Linked DNA regions of Homo sapiens: regions 2 and 3 are each linked to region 1. A link is an interaction called in ENCODE POLR2A ChIA-PET data of the cell type or tissue named here. Cell type or tissue: MCF 10A. All regions are shown on one strand.

The links. ChIA-PET counts read pairs that join two places held together with the same protein. Peaks named below come from ENCODE experiments on the same cell type or tissue, not always from the same donor. Only the 100,000 strongest peaks of a DNase experiment are listed, where the experiment ranks them.
Region 2: POLR2A ChIA-PET joins it to region 1 with 5 read pairs; 2 of 35 experiments call an interaction of 5 or more read pairs at or near these places.
Region 3: POLR2A ChIA-PET joins it to region 1 with 6 read pairs; 2 of 35 experiments call an interaction of 5 or more read pairs at or near these places.

Annotation. Positions count from the first base shown.
Region 1 is chr6:143,396,165-143,398,664 of GRCh38, reverse strand. No RefSeq gene overlaps it. Among named protein-coding and RNA genes, the nearest start is that of ADAT2, 53 kb to the left of the region's middle. In MCF 10A, no CTCF peak of the experiment used is centred here; a DNase peak (open chromatin) is centred at 1,084.
Region 2 is chr6:143,072,035-143,074,534 of GRCh38, reverse strand. The region is part of intron 1 of AIG1 (androgen induced 1); the gene reads right to left. Among named protein-coding and RNA genes, the nearest start is that of AIG1, 12 kb to the right of the region's middle. In MCF 10A, no CTCF peak of the experiment used is centred here; no DNase peak of the experiment used is centred here.
Region 3 is chr6:142,829,598-142,832,097 of GRCh38, reverse strand. The region is part of intron 2 of HIVEP2 (HIVEP zinc finger 2); the gene reads left to right. Among named protein-coding and RNA genes, the nearest start is that of HIVEP2, 110 kb to the left of the region's middle. In MCF 10A, no CTCF peak of the experiment used is centred here; no DNase peak of the experiment used is centred here.

The DNA of each region.
Region 1 (2,500 bases):
TCCTGACTTATATTTGGCTGACATTCTTTTCTAGGGAAGCTACTTTTTCTTTTGGTGCATTGGTAGGGAGGAGGGGGATAGGCAAGAATACTTTTTTTTTTTTTTTTTTTGACAGTGTCTTGCTCTGTCGCCCAGGCTAGATGTAGTGGTGCAGTCTTGACTCACTGCAACCTCTGCCTCCCTGATTCAGGTGATTCTCCTGCCTCAGCCTCTCAAGTAGCTGGGAGTACAGGTGCATGCCAACACGCTTGGCTAATTTTTGTATTTTGAGTAGAGATGGGGTTTCACCATATTGACCAGGCTGGTCTTGAACTCCTGACTTCAGGTGATCCACCCACCTTGGCCCCCCGAAGTGTTGGGATTACAGGCGTGAGCCACTGTTCCTGGCCTTTTTTTTATTTCTTAGCTGAAGCTACCTGTGTGTCTTCTATTAAATGTGCCTGCCATTGTCTTCAGAAAGTAATTTCTTTCCTGAGAAAAGCAACAAAGGAATGTTTGTCTACTGCCTACGTTTAAAAATGCCCAATAAGAGTGTTTCCATTCAGAATGGCCTGCCCTCTCCAGTGATGACAGCATGCAATTCCATGGTTTTCAGTGAAGTCACTGACTATTGTGAATCTCAGAGTTGGAAGGGCTGTGGAGGTCTTCTCTGCCAAACTCCCACCACAGGCAAGACGCTGCGAAGCCTTTCAGCACAGTAGCAGAATTACAGAGTAGAATAATAGGGTTAGTCATTTCATCTTTTTTCCTGCCTTGGGCGGGAACAAAGCTAAAGCATCCTAAGCAAATAGAGAGCTTTCACACCATTCCCGCAGATTTGCTCTTTGCAGGACCCTCTCTTTGGTGTTTCCAAAGGCAAAACTGTGGTGTCGAGGTGTAAACTGACAACACAGGAAGTCGGTGGTGGGGCCAAACCAATCTAGATGTTCAGGCCCCAGTTCCAGGCTCCTAGACCAGACCGCATTCCTGCCGTTTCCATGGGACCCAAATGTTTGTGTGGGTGTAGTAATTTCCAGGAGGAGCTGATTACAAGGCAGCTGCCTCACCTCTACTGGTGCCAGGAAAATGAACCCAGTGACCTCAGGCGGCAGGCATTTCCCCACATCCTCTACCTGATGTTCCGAACCTTGAGGTTTCACAACTCAGCTTGACTCAGTGTAGGGTGTTATTTAATTACACAATAAAACAGGGCTACATAGTTTGCTGTGTTCACACCTGTGGGATGTTGAGCTACAAAAAGCAGAAAAGGCGAGAGTGGAGGCCAACGAAACTCTATAAATCATTTTCATTTCCCATCACCCCTGTGTCTGATGCTCAGGCGGTTTCTTTCTTCTGTCAATTTCTCTTGCGTCCCTGCCGCTCAAGTAGAAAACAAACAAGGAAAGAAACCAAAGAGCATGATCCAGGAGAAACATTTTCTGGGAGGTTGGGAGACCTCAGACCCAACTTAGGCCTCCTGTGTTGGTCCCACTGGGTTCCCTCTGCCTCTGTCCTGTGGGAAAATACACTGTGCACAGGCCAGCAGCTTGCATCTAGGCTAAGCGAGTCCGCCCCCGGGGTTGGTGCTTCTATGTACGTGTGTGCATGAGTGTATGTGCAGAGAGGAGGCTGTGGGATAGAGAAGCTGTGAAAAGGCTTAAAATTTAACCTCCAAAGAGGATGTTTTAGTTCCAGAGAGTCCCCACTAAAGAATTCTAGCACAAAACTAGGGATATATGCATCCTTTTGTCAAAAGGTGTCGCCAAGAAACACGTCAAATACTTGTACTTTTCGTTCAAACTCAGAGTTAAGTCACAGTTAATGCACTCATCAAGACTGTTAAATAAAGACTCCAGTCAGAACAGAAATATCTAGAGCTCCACAAGAAATCTGCTGGTGCAGACTGTCACCGGCTTTGAGATGCCTGGCTCTGCTGATGTCACTGTGTCCTGAGTTTCTCTCTGCGCTTGTTATTAGCCATGTTTACACTGCCTCTCCGTTCCCCACCCCAAACAGTCATTTTATTTGAACAACTTCTCCTATATCTCTTTCTTCCAAACAACAAAAAAAGGGGAGGTGTTGCCAGTGGCCTCTGATGGAGAGTCAGGGATTCATGGCTGTGACATCTAAATAGCTACACAACAGAGCCAAGGTTGTTCCTGCTTTGCTAAGTGACAAGAAGAGCACACAAATGACTTTCCCTGAACTTCCAGCTGTTCTGCACTTTCATGCATTTTGGGCCAGTTTACTCAGAATTATTAAGATTTTATAGCACATTGGAAAAGTGATTGCCAGGTCGTTTTCTAAAGCCTGAGTTTTCTTGTGTTTTATGCCTGGCTCAGCTTTCACCTGGTAGCATAGAATTTTTTTGGTTTTCCCACTTAAGAGGAGGAATAAAAGAAATGGGCCTTCAGAACCATTTTTAACAATTTAGAAATGAACACAACTCCTTTTTCTGTCTCTTGGCTGGTTTGACAGAGAACAGGGTTTCTCATTCTAAGATGGGGACTTCCAGAGGGAT
Region 2 (2,500 bases), 320 kb after region 1:
AAAGCCACCAAAAGAACACAATGGGGAAAGGATAATCTCTTCAATAAATGGTGCTGGAAAAACTAGATTTTCACAGGCAGAAGAATAAAATTAGACCATTCTCTTGCGCCATATACAAAATTCAACATGAAATGCATAATCGACATCAATGTAAGGCCAGAAACTATAAAACTCCTAGAAGAGAATACACGGGAATAGTTCCCAGAAAATGGTCTTGGCAATGATTTACTTATTTATTTGGATATCATACCAAAAGCTCAGGCCACAAATCAAAAGTAAATAAATGAGACTACATCAAACTAAAAGTCTTTTGCACAGCAAAGGAAACAATGAAATCAAATGGCAACTTACAAATTGGGAAAAATATTTGCAAACCAACATTTGATAAGGGTTTAACATCTAAAATTCATAAAGAACTGATGCAACTCAATCATAGAAAAACAAATGACCCAATTAAAAACAGGCAAAAGACTTGAATAGACATTTGTCCAAATAAGACATAAAAATCACCAACAGGTCTATGAAAAGGTGCTCAATATCACTGATATAGTTCGAATGTGTTTTCCTGCCTAAATCTCATATTGAAATGTAATCCCCAATGTTGGAGGTGAGGCCTGGTGCGAAGTTATTGGATCATGGTGATTTCTCATGAATGGTTTAGCACCATCCCTGTTGCTGTCCTTGTGATAGTGAGTGACCTCTCGTGAGATCTGGCTGTTTACAAGTGTTTAGCACTTAATTCTCTCACTCCTGCTTTTGCCATATAACATACAAGCTTCCACTTCACTTTCTGCCATGACTGTAAACTTCCAGAGGCCTCCCCAGAAGTAGATGCTAGTGTTATGTTTCCTACACAGCCTGCAGAACCATGAGCCAATTAAACCTCTTTTCTTATAAATTACCCAGTCTCAGGTATGGAAATGAAAACCAAAACCACTATGAGATACCATCTCACACCCATTAGAATGGCTATTATCAAAACGTCAAAAAAGAAGAAATGTTGGCAAAGGTGTGGATAAAAGAGAACTCTTGTACACTGTTGGCAGGAATGTAGGTTGGTAGAGCCATACGAAAAAGAGTATGGAGGTTTCTAAAAAATAAAATTAAATAAAAAATAGAACCACCATATACCCAGCAACCCCTCTTCTGGGCATATAACCAAAGGAAATGAAATCACCATCTCACAAAGATATCTGCACTCCCATGTTCATTGCAGCATCATTCACAATAGCCAAGATATGGAAACAACCTAACTCTCTGTTGATAGACAAATGGACAATGAAACTGCAGTGTATATATACATACAATTCAGCCCTAAAGAAGAATGAGATCCATTTGTCACAACATGAATGAGCCTAGAGGACATGATGCTAAGTAAAATAAGCCAGACAGAGAAAGAAAAATATTGCATGGTCTCATTTATACGTGAAATCCAAAAAAAATTCAAATATACAGAGATAGAAAACAAAACAGTGGTTACCAGGCACGGGAGTGGGAAGTGGGGAGGAAATGGGGAGAAGTAGGTCAGAGGACATAAAGTAGCAGATATGTAGGATGACCAAGTCCAGACATCTAATGTACAAAATGAGGACTCTATGTAATAAAATTGTACTGTATCTGGGATTCATGCTAAACAAGTGGCTTTTAGTGGCTCTTGCCACAAAATCAAAAAATGGGCAAATCTGTGAAATAATGGATATGCTAATTTGCCTCAATACAGTAATCTTTTTACCATCTAAATATATCCCATAACATCATGTTGTATACCTTAAATACACACAATGAAATTTATTTTTTAAAAATTTGGAAAAAAGTCAAGAAAAACCATATGAACAAATCAAAGCATAAGACGAAATTCAACATCCATTTGTAGTTTTTTTAAATCTCTCGGCAAACTTGGAATAGAAAGAAACTTACTCAACTGATCAACTGATAAGGGGCATATACAAAAAAAAAATCTATATCTAACATCATACTTAATTGCAAAAGACTACATGTTTTCCTCCTAAGATAGGAACAAGAAACAAGAAAGGATCCTTCTAAGGATATCTGCTCTCTCCTCATCTACCTAAAACCTACTAGAAGTCTTAACCAAGGCAATAAACCATAAAAAGGAAATAAAAGCTATCCATATTGAAAAGGAAGAAATAAAATGTCTCTATTAACAGGTGACATGATAGTCTAAATAAAAAAAAGAAACTCCCATAGAATCTAAAGCAAAGCTCCTTGAATTAATAAATAAGTTTAGTTAAATCACCAGGACATAAGGTCAAAATATACACATTAAATATGTCTATACACTAACAATAAACAACCAGAAAGCAAAATTTAACAAAACAGTACTATTTGTTTCACTAAAGAGGATATACAGATGGCAAGTAAGCACATGAAAATATATTCAACGTCGTTAGCCATTTGAAAAATGAAAATTAAAACCACAATGAGCCAGGCATAGTGGCTCACACCTGTAATCCTAGCACTTTCGGTGACTGAAATGGGA
Region 3 (2,500 bases), 570 kb after region 1:
GCCTCAGCCTCCCTAGTAGCTGGTATACAGGCACCCACCACCATGCCCAGCTGATTTTTTGCATTTTTAGTAGAGATGGAGTTTCACTATGTTGGCCAGTCTGGTCTTGAACTCCTGACCTCAGGTGATCCACCCACCTTGGCCTCCCAAAATGCTGTGATTATAGGTGTGAGCCACTGCACCTGGCCAAGTTTCTGTTTTAAAATTCACTTTGGGGACTGAAAATCGATACCTGGACACAGGTTTAATTTTAATTATATTTGTGAGATGAATCTGCAAGTCTGATACCTATTAAATATCCAGAGCCAGGTCATGAATACAAATTTATGAATTTTGTAGTGCAAAAATTGCTCTTAAAGTAAAAGAGTAACAAACCCCTTCCCCACACAGCAGAACAAACCTAAAAACCCCTACAGTCCCTGACCAGGAGGTCTCATTCTCCTTGTTTTGACTATGGCAACAAAAATAATTGACCTCTGAAAAAATTTAATGAGATAAATTACATGTGGCCTCTGACTATGAGGGATTCCTGTGTAGTGTGAAGGCAAAGCACAGCTGACATTGACTGCAGGACAAAGGGGCGTGGGAAGCCCATGAAAACCTTTGAGCAGGAGAGCACTGCACTCAGAGCTGCGCTTCAGGGAGATGGGTCGGGCTGGGCCCTGTTGGATGGCGGGTGAGGTGGGGTGGGGGGCAGCAGTCACTGCAAGCATAGAAGCCACTTAGGAGGCACTTCCATGAATTCAAACAAGAGCTGTCATCTCATGTTGTGCCCTGTATGTCCTCCCACGCTTACATCACAGATGAAGGCACTGCATCGCAGACCTCAGTGGAGACTCGAATCCCAGGCTGAGGAAGTTCTTTCTGATTTCCTCCCATATCCCCCTCAGCTCCTTACTTCTCAGGTTTTGCATCATGGTGCCCTTGTGGCTGCGTTCCACTCAAATTGTTTTTCTTAGGACCCTCGACCCTTCCACGGTTCACTGCCTCTGAGAATTGTCCCTGGATCCCAGGCACGCAAGGGCATCAGGCCTGGATCTGGCCTTTGGCACTTTGCCATTTGTACCCAGAGTACTTGCTGGTCTCCTGCCTACTTTGTGTGGTGGGAGATCAGACCGGTGTGAGAGTCTGGTTGGAGGGTAGTGATAAGGATTGACAGGCACTGGCTGTATGAAGGAAAGTATGCAGGACACCAGCATAGGGGCTGCCTGATTGGGTCTAGGGTGAGCTTGTGTGGATGTGCATGCATTCTGGGGGTGGGTAGCAGGAGGAAGCGGTCAGTGATGACCCCAGGCTTTGAGCTTTGGAGTTTGAATATCACTTTTAATAGAAAACATGAGGTAAAGAGAGAAGCTGGTTTGTCTAGTAGTGTGATGAATTTGATTGTGTACCAGTTGAGTCTGATATAAATATAGATAAAAAGCATGTATTTTATAGTACTTTACTTTTCGTTTTTCATGAGGGTTTATAGTTGGAAACAGGAATTCACTGGAAGACTTCATCATCTTCCTCTTTTTGCTGTTTTTTTTCAGCTCCTTAAATATTTCCCAAGAGTTTAGGATGATTTTAGGTTTTCTTAACCTTCACCCTGCCAAAATTCCCCCACAAATTCACCTCCTCAGGAACATGTGTATGTGTCAGAGTACTCTCAGCAGCCAGAAGTGTGCCTCCCAGCCTCTTAAAATAAAAACATACAGGAAAAATAGCTATCTTTTTCTTTTGAGGAGGGTGATCATTGCCATCTCACGACTTGCTGAAATAGCACAGCAAAGAAACATTTTTTGGCAGGCTGGAACATCTAGGGAACGCGCAAACACATGCACTTCTCTTTTTCTCTGATGTGTTTCATTGATTGAGGCAGTCTAGTTCGGGGAGGCAGGGGGATTTTTAATTGAGCTTTAAAAAAAAAGTACTAGGCATTTGTATCTAAAGTTACTTTTTCAATTGGTGGTATTTCTAACAACAGAAAACCTTAGTTTCTTAAATTTGATGGTAGCAGTGAGTTGATTGGTTCCAGTGTAATCTTTCCCATCCCCATCCACTGAGGAGTTTTTGAATTTCAGAAGAGATACTCTTGATTAAATCAGTTTAAGAGTATATAATGATACTGTAATTATCATTTGTCATTACCTTGTGTACCTAATGATTAAAGCAAACATTTAATAACTATAGGGCAGTAAATACATTTTAGATCTTGAGCCATAAAAAGATTTCCATTAACAGAATGTTTTGTGCACAAATAAATTATTCATTGGCTGTAGCAGAGCTTGATTCTGTCATCATCCTTAAGTGGAAATTTTGAGGACACCAATCATCACAGATGCCAACACTCAGTTGGCTTGAGCCCCATTCTTCTTACATGGAACCTGAGCTTTTTTGGCTATTTTTAAAAGCTTTAGTTCATTTAAACTCAATGAATATTTATGGCATTTCTGCCATATGCAATGTAGTGTTTTGGTGCTGTGGAGGAATACAATGATGAGTAAGTCTGCATTTCAGC